Linked DNA regions of Homo sapiens: region 2 is linked to region 1. A link is a loop called in an ENCODE intact Hi-C map of the cell type or tissue named here. Cell type or tissue: PC-3. All regions are shown on one strand. Each heading gives the region's core, and the rest is flanking DNA. Links, peaks and the distances in the headings are about the cores only.

The links. A loop is a pair of places that touch in the nucleus more often than their neighbours do. Peaks named below come from ENCODE experiments on the same cell type or tissue, not always from the same donor. Only the 100,000 strongest peaks of a DNase experiment are listed, where the experiment ranks them.
Region 2: it touches region 1 in a loop (11-fold over the local background); 1 of 110 quality-filtered maps calls a loop at or near these places.

Annotation. Positions count from the first base shown.
Region 1 is chrX:88,598,105-88,610,480 of GRCh38, forward strand. All of the region lies in intron 1 of LOC107985713 (a long non-coding RNA gene), which reads right to left. Among named protein-coding and RNA genes, the nearest start is that of CPXCR1, 140 kb to the right of the region's middle. In PC-3, for the core only: no CTCF peak of the experiment used is centred there; a DNase peak (open chromatin) is centred at 6,727; H3K4me3 peaks cover 711 bases; H3K27ac peaks cover 2,838 bases.
Region 2 is chrX:88,519,811-88,532,186 of GRCh38, forward strand. The region is part of intron 3 of LOC107985713 (a long non-coding RNA gene); the gene reads right to left. Among named protein-coding and RNA genes, the nearest start is that of CPXCR1, 220 kb to the right of the region's middle. In PC-3, for the core only: no CTCF peak of the experiment used is centred there; no DNase peak of the experiment used is centred there.

The DNA.
Region 1 (12,376 bases), core at 4,312-9,311:
ACGAGCTGAGACTGGGTAATTTATGAAGAAAAGAGGTTTAATTGACTCATAGTTCTGCAGGCTTAACAGGAAGCATGAATTGGAGGCCTCTAGAAACTTACAATCATGGGGGAAAGTGAAGGGGAAGCAAGCACATCTTACCATGGCAGCAGGAGAGACAGAGAGAGAAGGAGGAGGTGCCTCATACTTTTAGATAATCAGATCTTGTAAGAACTCATTCAATATTATGAGAACAGCAAGGGGAAAATTCACCCCCATGATCCAATAACCTTCTACAGGCTGTTCCCCCAACATGTGGACATTAAAATTCAAGATGAGATTTGGGTGGGGACACAGGGCCAAACCATATCTTTCTGGCTGTGGCCCCTCTCAAATGTCATGTTGCTTTCACATCTCAAAAGACAATCATGCCTTCCCAACAGCCACCCAAAGTCTTAACTCATTCCAGCATTAACTCAAAAGTTCACATTCAAAGTCTCATCTGAGACAAGGCAAGTCCCTTCCACCTATGAGACTGTAAAATAAAAAACAAGTTACTTCCAAGATAAAATGAAGATACAGGAATTGGGTAAATGCTCCCAATCCAAAAGGGAGAAATTGGCCAAATCAAAGGAGCTACAGGCCTCATGAAAGTCTGAAATAGAACAGGGCAGTCATTAAATTTCAAAGCTATAAAATAATCTCCTTTGACTCCAAGTCTCAAAACCAAAGCACACTGATGCAAGGGGTGGGCTTCCAAGGCGTTAAGCAGCTCTGCCTTTGTGGCTCTGCAGGGTACAGCACCACAGCTGCTTTCATAGGCTTGCATTGAGTGACTGTGGCTTTTCTAGGCACATAGTGCAAGCTGTCAGTGGATCTACCATTTTGCACTATGGAGGATGGTGGCCCTCTTCTTGCAGCTCCACTAGGCAGTGGCCCAGTGGGGATTCTGTGTGGGGGCTCCAACCCCACATTTCCCCTCTGCACTTCTGTAGTAGAGGTACTCCATGAGGGCTCTGCTCCTGCAGCAGACTTCCTCCTGGCCATCCAAGCATTTCCATACATCCTCTATAATCTAGGTGGAATTGCCAAAGCCACAACTCTTGCCTTCTGTGTACCTGCAGGCACGACACCACATGGAAGCTGCCCAGTCTTGGGGCTTGCTCACTCTGAAGCAATGGCCTAAGCTGTATCTTGGCCCTTTTAGCCAGGACTGGAGCTTGAGCAGCTGGGACACAGGGCACCTTGTCCCACGACTGCACAAAGCATCTGGGCCCTGGGCCTGGCCCACGAAACCATTTTTCCCTTCTAGGCCTCCAGGCTTGTGATGGGAGGGACTGAAGTGAAGGTCTCTGACATGCTCTGGAGATATGTCTTGGCTATTAACATTCCGCTCCTCTTTACTTATGCAAATTTCTGCAGCAGGCTTAAATTTCTCCCTAGAAAATGAGTTTTTCTTTTCTACCACATGGTCAGGCTGCAAGTTTTCCAAACTTTTATGTTCTGCTTTTCTTTTTAATATAAGTTCCAATTTTAGACCATCTATTTTCTGACACATATGAGCATACACTTTTAGAAACAACCAGGTCACATCTTGAATGCTTTGATGCTTAGACATTTCTTCCATCAGATACCATAAATCACGTCTCTCAAGATAAAAGTTCTACATATCTCTAGGACAGGGACAGAATGTTACCAGTCTCTTTGCTAGAGCAAAGCAAAAGTGTCCTTTACACCAGTTCTCATCTCCATCTGAGAACACCTCAGCTTGTACTTCATTGTCCATATCACAATTAGCATTTTTAACAAAACCATTCAACAAGTCTCTAGGAAGTTCCAAACTTTCCCACATCTTCCTATCTTCTGAGCACTCAAAACTGTTCTAATCAATGCCCATTACCCAGATTTAAAGTTGCTTCCACATTCTCAGGTATCTTTATATCAGTATCCCACTCCTAGTACCATTTTTCCATATTAGTCCATTCTCACAGTGCTATAAAGAACTACCCAAGACTGGGTAATCTGTAAAGAAAAAAGGTTTAATTGACTCACAGTTTTGCAGGCTTAACAGGAAGCATGACTGGGAGGCCTAAGGAAACTTACAATCATGGCAGAAGAGAAAAGAGAAGAAAGCACATCTTACCATGGTGGCAGGAGAGACAGAGAGAGAATGGGGAGGTGCCATACACTTTTAAACAATGAGAACTCATGAAAACTCATTCACTATCATGAGAACAGCAAGTGAGAAATCTGCCCCCATGATCCAATCACCTTCCACCAGGCTCCTCTCCTGACACATGGGGATTACAGTTTGAGATGAGATTTGAGTGGGGACACAGAGCCAAATACATCAGGAGTTTTTTGCTCAATTTATATTTTTGTAAGCTCTGTCAAAGATCAGTTGGCTGTGAGTATTTGGCTTTAATTCTCTGTTCTCTATTCTTTTCTGTTGGTCTAAGTGCCTATTTTTATACCAGTACCATGCTGCTTTGGTAACTATAGCCTTGTAGTATATTTTGAACTCTGGTAATGTAATGCTTCCAGATTTCTTCTTATTGCTTAGTAGTGCTTTGGCTATTCAGGCTCTTTTCTGGTTCCATATGAATTTTAGAATTGTTGTTTCTACTTCTGTGAAAAATGGTGGTGGTGGTTTTTTTTTTTTTTTTTTTTTTTTTTTTTTTTTGGAGATGCAGTCTCCCTCTGCCGCCCAAGCTGGAGTGCAGTGGCACAATCTCGGCTCACTGCAAGCTCTGCCTCCTGGGTTCATGCCATTCTCCTGCCTCAGCCTCCTAAGTAGCTGGGACTACAGGCGCCCGCCACCATGCCCAGCTAATTTTTTTGTACTTTTAGTAGAGACTGGGTTTCACCGTGCTAACCAGGATGGTCTCGATCTCCTGACCTCATGATCCACCTGCCTCAGCCTCCCAAAGTGTTGGGATTACAGGCGTGAGCCACCGCGCCTGGCTGGTGGTGGTGTTCTTATGGAAATTGCTTTGAATCTGTAGATTGCTTTGGGCAGTATGATCATTTTTACAATACGAATTTTTCCCACCCATAGGCATGGGATAAGTTTCCATTTGTTTGTGTCATCTATGATTTATTTCAGCAGTGTCTTGTAGTTTTCTTTGTAAATATACTTTACCTCTTTGTCTAAGTATATTCCTAGATTTTTTTTTAGCTCCTGTAAACAAGATTGAGTTCTTGATTTAATTCTCAGCTTGGACATTTTTAGTATTTATCATTTTTACTGGTTTGTGTACATTGATTTTGCATCCTGAGATTTTACTAAATTCATTTATCATATCTAGGAGTCTTCTGAAACAGCCTTTAGAGTTTTCTAGGTATAGAATCTTATCAGTGAACAGTACTAGTATGACTTTTTCTTTTTATATTTGGATGTCCTTTATTTCTTTCTCTTGCCTGATTGCTCTGACTAGGACTTCTAGTACTATGTTAAATAGAAGTGGTGAAAATGGGCATCCTTCTCTCCTTAAAGTTTTCAGGGTGAAATTTTTCAACTTTTTTCCTTTTAGTATGATGTTTGCTGTGGGTATGTCATATATGGCTTTTATTATTTTGAGGTAAGTCTCTTCTATGCCTAGTTTATTGAGGATTTTTATCATAAACAGATGCTGGATTTTATCAAATGCTTTGCATCTATTGAGATGATCCTATACTTTAGTCTAATTCTGTGTATGTGATCTATAACATTTATTGACTTGAATATGTTAAGCCATCTCTGCACTCCTGGGACAAAACCCACTTGGCCATGATGTGTTATATTTTTGATGTGATGTTGGATTCAGTTAGCTAGTATTTTGTTGAGGATTTTTGCATCAAAGTTTATCAGGGATATTGGTCTATGGTTTTTTTTTATTATTTTCTTTCCTGCTTTTGGTGTCAGGGTGATACTGGCTTCAAAGAATAATTTCACAAGGATTCCGTGTTTCTCAATCTTTTGGAATAGTTTCAGTAAGATTTGCAACAATCGTTCTTTGAATTTCTGGTAGAATTTAGCTATGAATTCATCTGGTTTTGGGATTTTTGTTGGCTTTTTTAAATTATTGATTCAATTTTGCTGCTTGTTATTGGTCTCTTCAGGATTTCTATTTATTTTTCTGATTGAGTCTAGGAGGATTGTATGTTTTCAGGAATTTATTCATTCCCTCTAGGTTTTCTATTTTGTGTGCATAAAGGTGTTCATAGTAGTCTCAAATGATCTTTTGTATTTCTGGGGAATATGTTGTAATGTCTCCAGTTTCATTTCAAATTGAGCTTAGATGGATCTATCTTCTCTCTTCATTTTTGGTCAGTCTTACTAATGGTCTCACAATTTTGCTAATCTTTTCAAAGAACTAGCTTTTTGTTTCATTTATATTTGGTATTTTCTTTGTTTCAACTTTATTTAGTTGTCTGATATTTGTTATTTCTTTTCTTCTGCTGTCTTTGGGTTTAGTTTGTTCCTGTTTCTATGGTTCCTTGAGGTGGTACATTATGTTGTCAATTTGTGCTTTTTCAGACTTTTTGATATAGGCATTTAACTATTAACTTTCCTTTTTGCATAGCTTTTTCTGTATTCCAGAGGTTTTGATAACTTGTGTCACTATTATCATTCATTTTAAAAAATTTATATTTCCATCTTGATTTCCTTGCTAACCCAGAAATCATTCCAAAGTAGATTATTTATTTTCCATGTATTTGCATAATTTTGAGGGTTCCCTTTTATGTTTATTTCTAGTTTTAATCCACTGTGTTCTGAGGAGATATTTAATATGGTTTCAGTTTTCTTAAATGTATTGAGACTTGTGTTTTTGTCCTATCATATAGTCTATCTTGGAGAATGTTCCATGTGCTGATGAGAAGAACGTATATTCTGCAGTTGTTGGGTAGAATGTTCTGTAAATAGCTGTTAAGTCTGTTTATTCTAGAGTGTAGTTTAAGTCCATTGTTTCTTTGATGACATTCTGTCTGATTGTTATTGTTCTTCTGGATCTAGCCACGAGTAGGGCTGCCACGACCCAGCTGGTGCTATGGAATATGCAAGGGATCTGGTGATGTGACCTGTTCTCAAATCTCCCAGCAGTGGGTACCAGCATGAGCTCTGATGGGGATAATAGGAGAGTGATACAGACTCTGTGTATTTTCTTAGTTATAGGTAGCCTTAGTGTGCTGGCTTTCTCAAAAGCTGATTATAATAATGGTGAACTGGCCAAGTAGACAGACTCAGAACCTTCTACTTAGCCAGGGTGTTAGAGGCAATGGTGATATCTGAGTTCACACCCTGGTTTTCTCCTTTCTGGGAGCAGTGTTATTCTACCTAGTGATGCTGTAACAGACTGAGTCAGTTTGACCCCAGCCAGAAGGTGGCGCGTGCAAAAGAGCACCATCTGCAGTAGTAGCAGTAGGATTTGAGCGTGTTTTTATGTTGCCCAGGGAAGGTATTCTGGTTTCTTGGGTGATGGACAGAGCCATAAAGCTCCCCAAAGTTTTTATCATTTGTGTTAATATACCAGGGCAGGTAGAGGGGCACAGTCAGGTGGGGGCTGAATCAGGCAGTTCTGTACTCTGACTCTCCATGTGTAGGGCAAGCTGCATGCCCTGTGGGGTTTGTGAAGCAGTTCTCAGGCTACTGGGGTAATGTATTGGAGCAGTCCTGTTTCAATCTTCTGCATATGGCTAGCCAGTTATCCCAGCACTATTTATTAAATGAGTCCTTTCCCCATTGCTTGATTTTGTCCACCTCCATGAATTCCAGATGATTGTAGGTATGTGGTATCATTTCTGAGCTCTCTATTCTATTCAATTGGTCTATGTGCCTGTTTTGTACCAGTATCCTTTTTTGGTTACTGTACCTTTGAAGTATAGTTTGAGGTCAGGTAAAGTGATGCCTTCAGCGCTATTCTTTTTGTGTAGAATTGCTTTAGCTATTCAGGCTATTTTTTGTTGTTGTTGTTCCATATGAATTTTGAAATAGTTTTTACTAATTCTCTGAAGAATGTCATTGATAGTTTGATAGGAATCACTTTAAATCTCTAAATTGCTTTGGGTAGTATGCCCATCCTAACAATATTGATTCTTCCTTAAATGCTTTTCCATTTGATTGTGTTATCTCTGATTTCTTTGAGCAGCGTTTTGTAATTCTTTTGGTAGAGATCTTTCACCTCCATGGTTAGCAGTACTTTTAGGTATTTTATTCTTTTTATGGCCATCGTGAATGGGATTGCATTCTTGATTTGGCTCTCAGCTTAGATGTTGTTGGGGTATAGGAGTCTTACTGATTTTTGCATATTGTTTGGTATGATGAAACTTTGTTCAAGTTGTTTATCAGATCAAGTAGGTTTTGGGCAGAGACTATGGGATTTCTATGTATAGAATTACATGCTCTGAAAACAGGAATAGTTTGACTTCCTCTATTCCTTTTTGGATGCCTTTTATTTTATTTCAATTGCCTGATCGCTCTGGCCAGGACTTCCAGTACTCTGTTGAATAAAAGTGGTGAGAGAGGGCATCCTTATCTTCTGGAATTCCAGGGGAATGACTCCAGCTTTTGCTCATTCAGTACAATGTTGACTATGGGTTTGTCATAGACAGCTCTTATTATTTTGAAGCATATTTGTGCAATGTCTTGTTTGTTGAGGGTTTTAAAAAATGTCTATAGTTTGTAGAGTTAGAGATCTACCTTCTACTATCTTGCCACATGGTTAACATGATAGAAACTTTAATAAAGGTGGTTGTGGCCAAAAATACAGGGCTTTATTTCCTCCAGCCTCCAGTTATGTGTTATGCTACTTTCCCAGGATAGGGTGCTTGCATTTCTCATCACTCCCAAGCTGTGTTGCAGGAGCTAAATTCCAGGAAGGCATGGCCAAAGGGTCATCAGCTGTGGCAGGTAAATACAAGACATGTGATTATTCTCATTCCAGCTTGCTTGCTTGTAGATGAAATGTCAACAAGTACGCCAGGAAGGCCAGAGCTTGTGATATATGCAGGAGGAAGTTAAGGGGGCAGGTCCCCAGAGAACCTCTGACCAGCCTGCACACTTGGAGGAAGGAGTGGAGCCATGGGAAGTTCACGCTGTTTGCAGCCGGGAGAAGCCTGGCCTATTCAGTTCCTGTGTGCGTGGCCTGCAATCAATCTGTGAGATGGGGGCCTGTTAGCACGAACCCCTCTTGCTTTGCTGAGAGTTTTTATTTTTCCTTTTTTTCCTTTTCATCCAATAAATTCCCCTAACCTTTCAATGTGTCTGTGTGTCTTTTTCTGGTTGTGTGACAAGAACTTGCTTTTAGCTGAACTAAAGATCAAAGTTCTGCAACATTTTGGTGCCCAAACATTGGGACATGAGAAAGCGTGAGTAACACGCAAACCAAAAATCTTTTTCCCTGTCACTTTTAAGCCTTTGTGGTCTCAGATTTCTTCTGAGGGTAGAGGAAATTATGCCGCCTACCCCACCCTGTTACTCCCAGGGGTCAAGAATGTTGTTGGCCTTTTTCTTATTTTGGGGGGAAGAATAATTGGTTCTTCCCCCAGGCTCAACCCTGCACTTTAAACTTTTTTTTCCTTTTCTCTACCCTGTCAGGAGTTAACACAGTCCTGAATTTTAAGCTTTTTTTTTTCTCTTTTCTCTACCAGGTCAGGAGTTAACTTTTAAGGGATGCTTTTTTTCTTTTTAAAAGATGTTTTACTAGCCCAGGAATAATAAGGATCATTGCTAATAGTCTTTGTAAAGTTTTAATTATGAAAAAGGATTTGTGAGGTTGGTGTTAAGCTGTAGCCAATCTGGTGTACTTTGCGTGTCTTTCTGGATGGTCAGTAGCAAACTTTGCTGCAGGTCTCCATCTTGTTTTACCTCCTTTGAAGCATGACCTGTAACCACGTGGCCATGCTTTGTTTAGCCTCCTCCACTGCGCGCTCTTTAAGAAAATCCTTTTAAGTTTTGTTGGTGAGGGGATTATTTTTCAAATTTGCTACATTTATTACAAAAATATTGTCCAAAATTTTTAACAAACAATCACAAAACACAAAGAGACAGGTAACTTTTACACAAACACAGAATTTTTAAAGACAGGTAACAAGACCACTTGAAAGAGAGTCCAGATGTTGCAATTAACAAAAATTTCAAAGCAAAAAATATTTATGCATTCAGAGAACCAAGAGAAACCATGTTTTAGGAAGGTATGATGGCAATGCCTCCTGTAAACTAAAAATAAAATTCTAATACCCTTCACCGATCTGAATGGACCTCCTCTTAAGCCAGGGCTTTAAAATTTAACCTGAAAGACTGGTTCAGGCCATGATGAGAAGTGGGAATCTGACATGTCTCATTATACCTCTCCGGAATTTACAACAACACAGACCTTAGGTCTGTTAAGAAACATTTATAGTCTATTCTCTCTGAAGCCTGCTATCCAGAGGCTTCATCTGCATGATAAAACTTTGGTCTTCACAACCTCTTATCACAACCCAGACATTCTTTCTATTGATAGTTCTTTCAACCAATTGCTAATTGGAAAAATTTCAAATGTACCAATCAACTGGAAGCCCCCACTTCAAGTTGTCCTGCCTTTCTGGACCAAATCAATGTATTTATTAAATGTATTTGATTGAAGTTGCATGTGTCCCTAAAATGTATAAAACCAAACTGCACCCTGATAACCTTGGGCACATGGTCTCAGGATCTCCTGAGGGCTGTGTCATAGGCCATGGTCATTCATATTTGGCTCAGAAGAGATCTTTTCAAATATTTTACAGAGTTTGACACTCTTTGTTGACACTCCTCAAATAGAAAAAAATCAGTAAAGAAACAAAAATTTTTTAAAAATGAAATTTTGTAGGTGAAAGTACAATAATTGAAGTGATAAACTCACTGAAGTTATTCAACAATTGGTTTTAATACACAGAAGAAAGAATCTGTGAAATCAAAGATGGATTGATAAACATTATGTAATTCAAATACAAAGAGAAAAAAAGTGTGGGAAAACTGAACAGAATCTCACTATTGCAGAACACTGGTACATATATTAGCACACATCTAATGGAAATGTCAGGAGAGAAATTGTAGGGAAAGAAACAAAACACATTCAAGAAATAATTGCTGAAATCTTCCCATATTTTATGAAAAACAAATGTACACATAAAAACTCATTGAAATCCAGGTAGAATAAATACAAAGAGATTCATACCTAAAGGCATCTAATTAAAAATCCTGAAAGATTAAGACAAAATCTTGAAAGCAGCAAGAGAAAAAAAATTATCATACAAAGGAATCCCATGAAAGTAACAGCTGATTTTCCACTCAATGACAGTGGAGAATAGAAGACAGTAGGATAAAATCTACGAAGTTCTAAAAGAAAAAAGTCAATTTGGAATATTATATAAAGCAAAACTATATCTGAAAAGTAAAGGTAAAAAGAAATGACATAGGCAAAATTGGCAAAATAATAAACTTTACGTACCTTTACTCACCAGTCACCAGAAACGCCAAAAAATAAAATAAAAAGCTATCAAAAATTGTTGGAATCAACATTATAAGAACTCTGGTTAACAGTCAGAGGTTTACAACAGCCAAGCAAATGCTTAAACAGAAAAATATTACTGAAACACATTAGAGCTTTGTGGCAATTTAATATAATCTTACCCCAATCTTCTTACAGATATGGTGACAGTATAAAGATGACTGACTGTGTTTCTGGTATGGTTTCACACCAGAGGCAGGAGAGAGCTGTTCATAAAAAAGTCAAACTCTGTAAAACATTTGAAGAGATTTATTCTGAGCCAAATATGCATGAACGATGGTCTATGACACAGCCATCAGGAAATCCTGAGAGTATGGGCCTGAGTTGGTCAGGCTCCAGCTTGGTTTTATAAATTTTAGGGAGATAAAAGACATTGATAAATACATGTAAAATATACGTTAATTTAGTCCAGAAAGGTGAGACAACTGTAAGTGGAGGCTTCAAGGTCATAGACAGATTAAAAGATTTTCTAATTGGCAATTGGTTGAAATAGTTACTATCTAAAGACCTGGAATCAATAGCAACGAGTATATCTGGGTTAAGATAAAAGGTTGTGGAGACCAAGGGCTTATCATGCAGATGAAGCTTCTATGTTGCAGGCTTCAGAATTCTTATCAGACTAAGAAAAGTTCCAAGACATTTGTTAATTCTCTCCTGAATCAGGGAAAAGACCCGCAAAAGAACAGGGATTCTCTACATAATGTAGATTTTCCTCACAAGAGACAGCTTTGCATGCCCATCTTAAAATATGTCAAATAAATCTAATTTGGGGTAAAATACCTTAACTTCTTTCAAGCCCAGCTATGTGTCATGTGATGCCGTACTAGAGTCAAGCTGGAATTAGATGTCTTATCACTACAAAAAATGCCTGCTTTGTCAGTCTAAAGTTCTGTTTTAACGTTAATGCTGGACAGCTGTGCCTGAATTTCAAAAGGGAGGAGGAAATAATGAACCATGTGCAATCTACTCTTTCCATCATGGCCTGAACTAGCTTTACAGGTTAACTTTGGAATTCCCTTACCTGAGGGGAGGGTCCAACACCTGCTTAGAGGTCTTTAAATTTTATTTTTGGTTTATGGAGCAGATCATATTTGGTTTCTTGAAAATAGTGTTTGCCTGTTTTGATCTAACTGGAAGTTTCTTGGTGGACTAAAATGAGGAGTTTGCCTTTGTCTCATTTAACTCAGACTTTTTTTAAAAAAAATAATGTCTATGCAAAGGACACCACTTGGAAAAAATTACAGGTAATTTAAGAACCCACTGCCACCTTGGACAAAACAATAATTTTTGAAGCAAACAATACAAAAGTCAAATGCATCATGCTACCTGACTTCAAGCTATACTACAAGGCTACAGTAACCAAAACAGCATGCTACTGGTACCAAAACAGATATATAGACCAATGGAAAAGAACAGAGGCCTCAGAAATAACACCGCACATCTACAACCATCTTATCTTTGACAAATCTGACAAAAACAAGCAGTGGGGAAAAGATTCCCTATTTAATAAATGGTGTTGGGAAAACTGGCTAGCCATATGCAGAAAACTGAAACTGGACCCCTTCCTTATACCTTATACAAAAATTAACTCAAAATGGATTAAAGACTTAAAAGTAAGACCTGAAACCATAAAAACCCTATAAGAAAACCTAGGCAATACCATTCATGACACAGTCATGGACAAAGACTTCATGACTAAAACACTAAAAGCAATGGCAACAAAAGCCAAAATTGACAAATGGGATCTAATTAAACTAAAGAGCTTCTGCACATCAAAAGAAACTATCATCAGAGTGAACAGGCAACCTACAGAATGGGAGAAAATTTTTACAATCTATCCATCTGACAAAGGGCTAATATCCAGAATCTACAAGGAACCTAAAGAAATGTACAAGAAAAAAAAAACTCATCAAAAAGTGGGCAAAGGATATGAACAGACACTTTTCAAAACACGACATTTATGTGGCCAACAAACATATGAAAAAAAGCTCATCACTGGTCATTAGAGAAATGCAAGTCAAAACCACAATGAGATACCATCTCAGGCCAGTTACAATGGCAATCATTAAAAAGTCAGGAAACAACCGATGCTGGAAAGGGTGCAGAGAAATAGGAACACTTTTACACTGTTGGTGGGAGTGTAACTTAGTTCAATCATTGTGGATGACAGTGTGGCAATTCCTCAAAGATCCAGAACTGGAAATGCCATTTGACCCACCAATCCCATTACTGGGTATATACCCAAATGATTATAAATCATTCTACTATAAAGACACATGCACACGTATGTTTATTGCAGCACTATTCACAATAGCAAAGACTTGGAACCAACCCAAATGCCCATCAATGTTAGACTGGATAAAGAAAATGTGGCACATATACACTGTGGGATACTATGCAGCCATAAAAAAGGATGAGTTCATGTCCTTTGCAGGGACATGGATGAAGCTGGAAACCATCATTCTCAACAAACTAACACAGGAACAGAAAATCAAATACCACATATTCTCACTCATAAGTGGGAGTTGAACAATAAAAACATATGGGCACAGGGAGGGGAACATCTCACACTGGGGCCTGTTGGGGGGTGGGGGGCATGAGGAGGGATAGCATTAGGAGAAATACCAAATGTAGATGACAGTTTGATGGGTCCAGCAAACCACCATGGTACATTTATACTTATGTAACAAGCCTGCCTGTTCTGCACATGTATCCCAGAACTTGAAGTATCATTGATATACATATATATATATATATATATCAAAGCTATAGCAACCAAGACACCATGATATTGGCATAAAAACAGACCCACAGAGCAAAAGAAGAGAATAGAGAACACAGATATATACTACCCCAGCTGCAAAAAATCTCATCTTCGACACAGG
Region 2 (12,376 bases), core at 4,451-9,450, 78 kb before region 1:
GATTGCAACCCCTGCTTTTTTTGTATTCCATTTGCTTGGAAGATTTTTCTCCTTCCTTTCATTTTGAGCCTATGTGTGTCATTGCATTTGAAATGGGTCTCTTGAAGACAGGATAACAATGGCTGTTGGTTCTTTATCCAGCTTGCCACTCTGTGTCTTTTCATTGGGGCATTTATCCCATTTATATTTAAAGTTACTATTGATAGGTGTGGATTTGATTCTGTCATTATGATGTTTGCTGGTTCTTGTGCCGACTTGTTTATGTGGTTGCTTTATAATGTCACTGTGGTCTGTGTACTTCAGTGTGTTTTTGTAGTGGCTGGTAATGGTCTTTTTTCCCCCCATATTTATTGCTTCCTTCAGGAACTCTTTTAAGGCAGGTCTGGTGAGACCAAAGATATAACATACCAGAATCTCTGGGACACAGCTAAGGCAGTGTTAAGAGAGAAATTTATAACACTAAATGCCCACATCAAAAAGAAAGAACTCATATTAACAATATAACATCACAACTAAAGAACTTGAGAACCAATAGCAAACAAATTTCAAAGGTAGTAGAAGATGAAAAATAACTAAAATTAGAGCTGAAATGAAGAAGATTGAGACACAAAAAACCATTCAAAGATCAACAAATCTAGGATCTCGGTTTTTGAAAAACCTAATAAAATAGATAGGCCACTAGCTAGACCAATAAAGAAGAAAAGAGAAAATTGAATTGAATCCCTGAAGAGACTAATAATGAGCTCTGTAATTGAGGCAATAAAATATAACCTATCAACCAATAAAAGCCCAGGACCAGATGGATTCACAGATGAATTATGAAAGATATACAAAGAAGAGCTGGTACCAGTCCTACTGAAACTATAGCAAAAAATTGATGAGACAGGACTCCTCCTTTACTCATTCTATGAGGCCAGCATCATCGGGATACCAAAACCTGGCAGAGATACAACCAAAAAGAAAACACTTCAGGTGAATATCTTTGATAAACATAAATATAAAAATTCTTAACAAAATACCGGCAAACCAAATTCAGCAGCACATCAGAGAGCTTATCCACCATGATCAAGTAGGCTTTATTCCTGGGAAGCAAAGTTGTTTTGACATAGGCAAATCAATAAATGTGATTCATCACATAAACAGAACTAAATACAAAAACCACGTGATTACTTCAATAGATGCAGAAAAGTCTTTTAATAAACTTCAACATTCATGTGAAAAATTCTCAATAAACTAGGTATTGAAGAAACATACCTCAAAATAGTAACTGCCATGTATGACAAACCCACAGCCAATATTCATACATGAGCAAGAGCTGAAAGAATCCCCTTGAAAACTGGAATGAGACAAGGATACCCTCTCTCTCCACTCCTATTCAGCATAGCACTAAAAGTCCTGGCCAGGGCAAGCAGGCAAGAGAAAGAAAGGGCATTCAAACAGGAGGAGAGGAAGGCAAACTACCTATGTTGGCAAATGACATCATCCTATATTTAGAAAACCCCATAATCTCAGCATAAAAGCGTCTCAAGCTGATAAACAACTTCAGAAAAGTCTCAGGAAACAAAAGCACTGCCCAAAAGTTACTAGCATTCTTATACATCAACAAAGTCCAGCCAAGAGTCAAATCAGGAATATACTCCTATTCACAATTGTCACAAAAATAATAAAATACCTAGGAATACAACTAAGTGAAACATCTCTACAAGGAGAACTGCAAACCACTGCTTAAAGAAATCAGAGAGGACACAAACAAATGGAAAAACATTCCAAGTTCATGGAGAAGAAGAATCAATATCATGAAAATAGCTACAATGTGAAAAGCAATTTTTAGATTCAATGCTATTGCTATTAAAATACCATTGAGATTCTTCACATAATGAGAAAAGCTATTTAAAAATTCATATAAAACCAAGAAAGAGACTGAATAGCCAAGGCAATCCCAAACAAGAATAACAAACCTGGAGACATCACACTACCCAACTTCTAATTATACTATAGGGCTACAGTAACCAAAACAGCATTGTACTCATACAAAAACTGACATATAGATCAATGGAACAGAATAGGAAACCCAGAAATAAGACTTCACACATACAACTATGTGATCTTGGACAAACCTGACAAAAACAACAATGGAGAAAGGACTCCCCATTCAATAAATGATGCTGGGATAACTGGCAAGCCGTATACAGAAAATTGAAACTGAACCCCTTCTCATATGGTTTGGCTCTGTACCCCTATCCAAATCTCATGTTGAATTGTAACCCCAGTGTTGGAGGTGGGGCCTGATGGGAGGTTATTGGATCATGGGGGTAGTTTCTAATGTTTTAGCACCATCTACTCAGTGCTGTCTCATGATAGAGTTCTCATGAGATCTGGTTGTTTAAAAGTGTGTAGTACCTCCCCCTTTTCTGTCTTTCTCCTGATGCCACCATTTAGAATGTGCTTGCTTCCCCTTTCCCTTGTGCCATGATTTTAAGTTTTCTGAGGCCTCCCCAGAAGCTGAAGTCTGTACAGCCTGCAAAAACATAAGCCAATTAAAAGTACGTTTTCTTTTTAAATTATCCAGTCTCAGGTATGTCTTTATACCAGTGCGAGAAGGGACTAATACACCTTCCGTACACCATATTAAAAAATTAACCAAGATGGAACAAAGACTTAAATTTTCAACCCCAAACTACAAAAACCCTGTAAGACAATCTAGGCAATACCATTCAGGATGTAGGCACGGGAAAATATTTCATGACAAAGATGAAAAAAGCAATTGCAACAAGAGCAAAAATTGACAAATGATATCTAATTAAGCTGAAGAGCTTCTGCACAGTAAAAACAAAACAAAACAAAACAACAACAACAAAAAAACCATCAACAGAGTAGACAGACAACCTACACAATGGGAAAAAGTTTTTGCAAACCGTGCATCTGACAAAGGGCTGATATCCAGCATCTACAAGGAACATAAATAAATGAACAAGAAAAACAAAAACATTAAAAAGTGGACAAAGAACATGAGTAGACACTTTCCAAAAGAAGACATACATGCAGCCAACAATCATATTTAAAAAGCTCAACATCATTGATCATTAGAGAAATGAAAATCAAAACCACAATGAGATACCATCTCACTCCAGGCAGAATGCCTATTATTAAAAAGTCAAAAAAAGAAAAAAAGACAGATGCTGGCGAAGTTGTGGAGGAAAAGAAACACTTATACACTGTTGATGGGAATGTAAATTAATTCAAACATTGTGGAAGACAGTGTGGCATTTCCTCCAAGTCCTAAAGACAGATACACCATTTGACCCAGCATTCCCATTACTGTCTATATACCCAAAGGAATATAAATTGTTTTATTATAAAGACACAAGCATGTGTATGTTCATTGCAGTACTATTCACAATCGCAAAGACATGGAATCAACCTAAGTGCCCATTAATAATAGGCTGGATAAAGAAAATGTGGTACATATATACCATGGAATACTATGCAGCCATAAAAATGAATGAGATCATGTATTTTGCAGGAACATGGATGGAGCTGGAAGCCATTATACTTACCAAGCTAATGCAGGAACAGAAAACCAAATATCACATGTTCTCACTTATCAGTCAAAGCTACATGATGAGAACATATGGACACATGGAGAGGAACTACACACACTAGGGCCCATTGGATGGTACAGGGTGGTATGAGGGAGAAGATCAGGAAAAATAACTAATGGGCTCTAGGCTTAATACCTGGGTGATGAAATAATTTGTACAATAAACCCCCATGACACAAGTTTACCTATGTAACACACCTGTGCATGTATCACTGAACTAAAACGTTTTTTAAAAAGACACATAAAGAGAATTACACTTACATGAACATTGGTTGTACACAGTCTCCTAGGTAAACATTTTAATTTCTTTCAAGCATCATGTGGCTTTCCTGCTTATGCATGGTAGCTGCCTACCCTCCTAAGAAGTTGAACAGCCGGGGTACCAGTATATTCACTGTGGCTCTCTTCAGAAACTGAATCAGTTACAGGTACTGCCATATTTGAAATAACAACTTTTGGATTTAAAACAGGGAATCTGGACCTCTGAAACCAAGTAAAAGCCAAGGAGTCAGTAACCAAATTAGTTTCTGCCAGGAAAAGGAGAGATTAATGATAGAGGGATTATTTTAGTTAATTATTTAGAAGTAGGCCTTCCTGCACGCAATCCACCACACTTCGGGAGTCAGGTTACCTAGAACTGATATTCATGGGAGTCCCCATTTGTCTTCTTGGGATGTATGAGCTGCTAGGTAACTTGAAACATTTTTAGCTGTATACACAAGGATAAGCTGACATCGGTTGATATAGATAACCTAATTATTCCCTAATTTACAGCTGAATTTCTGCCTTTATTTGTCTCAAAATTGAAAATTTAATATAGTCCAGTAAGAGTAATGGGCCTTATTGAACACTTTTGCTAGTCCTGTTCTTAACATTTTCACAATAATATTTTTAAATAAGGAAATTTTAGTCATTCACATAAGCTTTTTCTCTATAAGTCATTCTTTGAAAACCTCCATGATACACAATTCCTATTAGGGTGAATTACAGTTAATCTGCCCAAGACAGCACCGCAACCCTGATTTGGCAAGTACTAAATTTTACAAACTAAGCTGTGAGATACTGTTATGTCACCTGTCTATATATTTTTTTAACTAGACTACACACTAGTAGCCTTAATAATTAAATTATAAATGCAAAGTATGTATTGATCTGAAATAGCATTTAGAAATAGCATTTATCTATGATTAGGACTTAACATGGATTTTGTAAGGGCTCGCATATATATGAGAGTAACATTGTAAAAGATAAAATTATTTGAACAAGACAATTTAAATGCAGTTTAATGTTACCTTTCTATGAGACAAAGCAGAGTAAACAATTTAAAACATGAACACTTCCTACTTTCCAGATATTTTATGTTTCTCCTAATAGAGTATACATACGGGTAAATTATTTTTTCTTATTTCCTCTGGCAATACTCTCACATTTTACAGACATAAGCTTGAGTTAATTTTGATGTTTAAGAAAACATCCTGTATGATAATTACTATGAAATAGGAGGTTTCTTTCACTTTCTCTTATGTTACATCATATAAGCCTATCCCAGAACATTATTGGGATTAACATGTGTCTTACATTGTGATTTTAATTCATATTGCATTATGAATATGACTAATATTATTATATTAGTCAGGTCACTGCTATTTTCTTTTAATCTATTATTTTAAATAATTTTATTTACCTCAGACTTAAACAATGATTGTGCATTAGTTTTTTTAAAGATAATTGATACATAATAATGGTATATATTTATGGAGTATAATATGATGTCTTGATATATGTATACAAAGTGAAATAACGAAATCTGAAAGAGTTGAACTCATATAAGTAGAGTGTAGAATGGTGCTTACCAGAGGCTAGAGGTTGAGGAAAAGTGGATGGGGGAAAGGCGAAATACTGGCCAAAGGGTACTAAGTTTCTGTTAGACATAGATATAAGTTTTAGTAATCTACTGCAGAACATAATGACCATAGTTAAAAATAATATATAGTTCAAATTTGCTAAGAGTGGTTTTTACATGTTCTCAATACAAAAATAAGTATGCATGGCAATGGCTATGCTAATTTACTTTATTTAATAATTCCACCTTATTTATTAGTTTTTCATTTCTGCATAAGGAGTTACCAAAAATTTACCAACTTAAAACAACACACACACATACTAAATCACAGTTTCTGTGAGTCAGGAGTCAAGGCACAATTTTGTTGTGTCTTCTGCAAGGCTGCAATGAATATGTTGGCTACGATTGGGTTCTCAGCTAAATGCTCAACTACAGATGGATCCACTCCCAAAGTCACTCAGGTTATTTTCTTGAGATTGTAGGACAGGAGGCTTGTAGTTTGTTGCTTGATGTGCATGAGGTAGGGTGCTTCTGTCAGTTCTGAGAGGTTGCCTGCAGATTCTTGCTATGAGTCTCTCTCCATAGGCCCTTTTACAATATGGCAGCTTACATTTTCAAAGCCCAGAAAGGAGAAAGATAGAAAGATAGAGAGTTATATACCATGAAATAACCATAGGAGTGACAGTCCATCACTGTTTGTATTTTATTGCTCAGAAGCAAGTGACAGGTCTCACACTTATGGAAAGAACATTACTCAATGGCATAGATACCATGAGGTGGGGATTATGGCAGTCACTATGGGGACTAACCACCAGAGACTGATTTTTTCCTTTGGTAGTGCTTTTTCTATGGCTTCACCCACTTTCAGAGGTATTTTGCCTTGGAATCCTAATTTGATAAATTTTCCATCAATATAGTTAATTAATTAAATCCTGAACAGTTGCTTCTAATAGTTGCCTATTGCAATTGTAATGAACAAAGCCATTTTGACAAAAAATAATCCTCAACTGGAAATTTTCACCAAATTTCAAACAAAATACTTACAGAAAAGGTAAAGGATTATAGAGATAATTTTAAAAATAAAAGACTAGTTATGTAATAAACTGTGAATGATAAAAAATGCTTAAATAAAAGGGTTAAACAAAATTTAAGCTTGAAATCAAAAATGAAATACAAGATTTCATCAAATGAGTTTCTTTAACATCACAACAATTAAGAATAAATAATGAAAGCTAAAACCATTAATAATTTAACTGATAAGCACATGTTTACTTTATAATGTGTAAAGACAGTCTTTCACTCCCAGCCCATGCACAAATGTTGACAACACATTAGTCATTACATAAGTGACTATGCACTGCAAACATCACTAATCTGAAATGCTGTGCAAACATACATGTTTTAAAATTCAAATTGGTGTATTTTGTTTATTCTCTCTGTTACAGATGTAATATATTGTAGCTTTATCCTCTTAGCTCCATTATACAAGCGAGAAAAATATTTTTTTTCTGCCTTACACACTCACACATCTGATGGCATGTTGCAAAGACACATATCCTTTATCTGTTTTGGTGTTGCTTTTGTTCTGAGGCAGGTTCAAATAATGCCAAACAGAAGTGACATTTGTAGAATACTTATTTGATAATAAAAATAGTGGAATTAAACTTGAACCACAAGTAATGTTTACAAACAACCCTGAAGTTGTAATTTTTCATTCATTATCCGTGCTTGTTATTTTTTTAAAAAAGAATGAAAGTACTACTGAACAATTGATAAATAGACTAATAGGGATTCTGAGACACAAAGCATAGTGGAGAAGAATAAACCCCTCAATACATTGTAATCTTCAAATTACATTTTTTTTTTGGTTAGGAATGAAATCACCAGATTGTGCTTTTTCCACTTAATGTGAAAAGACATTTCACAATATGTTACTTATCTTAGTTAAAGAAATGTTGGCAATGTTCTACAAATATTGTGTCTGTTATAATTTAAAAAGACATGCCAGAATGCAATGTAAGAAAGTTTCATATATTTATCTAAGAGAAGTTCAAATCCAAACTTCAACTGAAGATGAGAAAATCCCTTATCAGTCTTAAAGACTTTAGTTCACATAGCTTCTAGAGCTTGATAAGAAACTGAATATGCTTTCTATTTTTTGGATCCTTTTAAATGGTATATATTTAACAATACCCAGCTGCTCCTACTCAAGTCTCATTTAACCTTCTGTCTGTCTGAAGACCAGTAGATTTTAAAGGAAAAACTAAGACTTTAAAATTGAACCTCCTGGGGTAGTCTAAAGCCATGTACCAGATGATTAGTGTAGAAAATGGCTCAATTTATAAGTGTGCAACTCTAAGTCCTATTTAGCTTGTATAATGAATTATAAAAATAACGAGTTTGAATTGTTTCACTTATTTAGCCTTTTCCCTCAAAATGAAATGTTACAATGAAAACAATTAAATGGGGAAAAATGATGCCATCATAATTATTGGCCTTAAGTGAAGACTGCTTATTATTTGTACCAATACCTCTAGTTCTCCTAGGAAAAAATGTGAGGTCAATATTTTGGTTCACATTTTAAAGCTCGAATGGAAGATTCAGATAACCAATAAATGGAGCATGAAAAGAAAGGACAAATGCTAAATTAGAAAAATTCTTTATGTAGACTGCTATTTCCATTCATGTCCAAATAAAAATAAATTACCTTCAGCATGAATCAATCTAAATTGTCAACTGAATTCTGAACTAAGATGATTTCTCTACAGATAATAAGCATATTATATATATTTACACAATTTACAACAGGTAAATATAAACATTATGTTAAAAAGAGTTTCATTTCACTGGGAAAAGAAACATATTTATTTAAGCTTATATACAATAAGAACTTTTTTCATGTTTATGTAACAAAATTGTAGATTTCCCAACTTAAGTATGCATGGCATACATATATATGTGTATATATATATATATATATACACACACACATATATATGTATATATGTGTGTACACATATATGTACAAACACATATACATAGATAAATATCTATGTATCTATACTTTTGTCTACAAAAGTATACTCTACTCAACATATGTAAAGTATACTTAAAGATTATAAATAGCTCAAAAGAAATACAATTCCTCACTCTAAAATCCAAAACAAAAAGAATCACCAATATTTCAAACAACAAAGCCATAAATGTATTTCAGACATTGTATGTCTGTATACATATATGTATTTCAGACATTGTATGTCTGTATACATATATGTATTTCATAAATATCTATGTATATATACATATATAAATATCTATGTATATATATACATATAGAAATATCTATGTATATATATACATGTATATCATGAATATATATACACACAAATAAGTATACTTGTATATGTGCATATGTCTACCAATAGTATGCATTTATGTAATTGTAAAATATGAAGAATTACTAAAAAGAAATAATTGTTACTTTGTTACAAAGCTTACATACCAGGTGCATATGCATCAACCTTATGAAATATATTACAAACCTCACGATTTTAAGTGCTTTTGTTACTGAAACACCAGGGGTTCAATCTAAGTCTTTCTGCTCACCACATACAAAACCAATCACTGAGACAATTAGTGCCAAGAAAGAAGACTTTAATCAGGTGCTGCAGCCAAAGAGCTGGGAGATCAGTCTCAATTCCATCTACCTGAACAACTAAAACTAGGGATTTATATACCCCTAGTTTTAGTTCTACCCTATGGAAGAAATATAATGATGTTTAAGAAAACAGGAACTAGTGAGGGGCAAGGAAGTAATCATGGTGAATGAAGGGTCTGGCATCTCATTGTCTGGATGTGGTAATCTGGTGAGTTTCAGTTCTTTGATACATTCCCAGGAGGCCTGGGAATCCTTTCCTGAGGAAGGAACTCAGATAAAACAAATGTAAGTTTCAAACTTTAAGACCAGAAGGGTCAATTTCTATGATTATAAAAAAAAATCTATCTATGGGACTAGTGGATATGTTTCAGATCCCTCTTTCTATTTATCAGTTCCTCACTTATGGGGAATCTTGTCATCAATCTTTCTGCCTGCTTCATGCTGAGGAGGAGCATCATGGGCAGCTCCATACTATAGGTGACCTCATGGCCACCTGGGAATCAAAGGTTAATCTAATACCATAATTTTTTTCTGAAACACAATATTTTTCCCTCCATCCCCCAACTTCCACCAAAGACAAATCACAGCAGAACCAATATACCTACAAAATTCGCTTTAGTCCAATATACATGGCCTGATTACCCACACAAAGTGTAACAGGGATCATTATCCATATAGGCTATCCTAAATTGGCTTTGCTAGAACCACTCACAAGGCCATTTCAGTCAAAGCCCTGAGAAAATAACCAATTCCTCCAACTGTGTCTCATTATGAAAGAAAACATTTTTGTTAACTATATGCAAAAAAGCCACATTGCCATGAATTAAGAATATTCACAAATAGATTACAAATTCTGGAGAAATTAGGCAGACAGAGAAATGTGCCTCGAATTTTGTTTACAAAAGTATACTCAGTATTTGTAAAGTATACTTAAAGACTATAAATAGCTCAAAAGAAATAAAATTCCTCAGACTCTAAAATCCAAAAGAAAAAGAACCACCAATATTTCAAACAAAGCCATAAATGTATTTCAGACCTTCATTAGTTTAGCCCATGTGATAAACTTCTGCTCTGCCTTATATTGGGTTAGCAATCTTTCTGAGCACATCAGCCTTTCAATTAGTGCCTTGGAAGTTTTCTCTCTAATCCAATGGCACAGTCTCCAAACTTACCAGAAACCTGCATTCAAGAGTCCTTTTCATGAACTTCCCCAAAGAAACAAGTTCTGGACTGTAGCTGGTGATAAGTCCCTTTTTGAGAAGGATCAAAGCAAACAACAATTGTGGGTGACAAAAGTCTTAAGACATCCATAGTTAAAGACACAGTTGACAAAGAAATTTGATTATTTCTGTGTCATGCAAGTTAACATAATACTCTTGTTACTGATAATGTATATTAAGACATATCAGAATTTTAGGAATCTCATACAATCCTGGAACACATATTAACAACACATCAATATGAATACAACCCAAAGGAAGCTAAACACTACCTCAGAGTGATAATGCTTCCTGCATAATTCTAACATAACAAATAAACCTATTAAATTTAATATGTCTCCCTTGAACTTCAGTGAATCTAATATCTAAAAAAATTAGTTTGAGATCAAAAAGCCTGAATTTAGAAGTTGAAATTTCACTCTTGGGAGGTTTTCCAAATATCAAAGTTTTAAGACACGTGATATAACAAAATAGGATCACAGGTAACTATAAAATAGGCATTCATTTGGCAAAAGGGATAAAACAAAAAATGTTTACCTTTTGATAGAAAGGAGACTCAATTTCTCAAACAATAAGACCTAATAAAGATAGCATGACACCAACTAAATCTGTCTCTCCCCGCCTCCATTTTTTTCCCCTGTAGTTTGTTCTAAAGGTAAACAAAATATTTTCTCTTCTTAATATTACACAAACAATGAGAACACATGGACACAGGAAGGGGAACATCACACTCTGGGGACTGTTGTGGGGTGGGGGGAGGGGGGAGGGATAGCATTAGGAGATATACCTAATGCTAAATGACGAGTTAATGGGTGCAGCACACCAGCATGGCACATGTATACATATGTAACTAACCTGCACGTTGTGCACATGTACCCTGAAACTTAAAGTATAATAATAAAAAAATAAATAAATAAATAAACTAGATGATGAGGACAAAAAAAAATTACACAAACATTTTGTCTAAAAGAGAAAACCAAAATTTTACCTTTGTATGGGGTATTGTTAATGTTAAAGTGAATTTTAATAAAACCTCGTAAACAAATCTGTTTTATAATTTTTATCAGTTTGACCATAATGTAAAATTTTCATAAACTTTTTTTTTTTTTTTTTGAGACAGAGTCTCACTTTCTCACCGAGGCTGGAGTGAAGTGCTGTGATCTTCACTCACTGCAACCTCTGCCTCCCGGGTTAAAGCGGTTCTCATGTCTCAACCTCCAGAGTAGCTGGGATTACAGGCGTACGCCAACACACCCGGCTAATTGTTTTTGTATTTTTAGTAGAAATGGGGTTTCACCATGTTGGCAAGGCTGGTCTCGAACTCCTGGCCTCAAGTGATCCGCCCACCTCAGCCTCCCAAAGTGCTGGGATTATAGACGTGAACCACCATACCCAGCCTCATAAACTTTTTATAACCTTTTGCAATTTTTTATGAAAATGCACATCAATGCTCCAAAAACAAAACCCTGTCATTCTGACACAAGGGCTCAGACACTGGCCTTGCATCAGTGTGCTGTTGATATTAATGCTTAATATGTAAACACAATGAACTAATCGCTTCTAACAATCTCATGTACCCCCTCTTCTGTGATAGTCCCTGGGTCTAGAATAATTAAATAGTTTCAGTTTCTAGGCTTGTGTCTCACAAAAGCAGTTCATTTTGATTGTCACCTTCTCTAGCGTCTGAAAACGGGATTTGACAGGTGTAAATGCACAAAATTTATCAAGGGTTGCTGCTTTCTTCAGACCCAGGATTCAAAGCCCTGTAACTTAATAGTACAAGGATTAGTTAATAATAGGATATTTATACTACAGAAAGTCCTATCGTACTGTCTTACATGTTACAAATTAAAACAATGTGATTTGGTGTTTAGGAGTTAATGCCTGCAGCCCTTCAAACCACTGTATCATATTAGTTAGGTTATTCTTTGCATATGTCTAATTGCTAGTATTCTAGTGATAGAACTGTGACCAAAAGCATCAAAAAGTGATGGGTTCTATGCCAAACTTATGGAGGAAAGACACCTAACTTTTCTCTCCATCAAAAAAAGGTA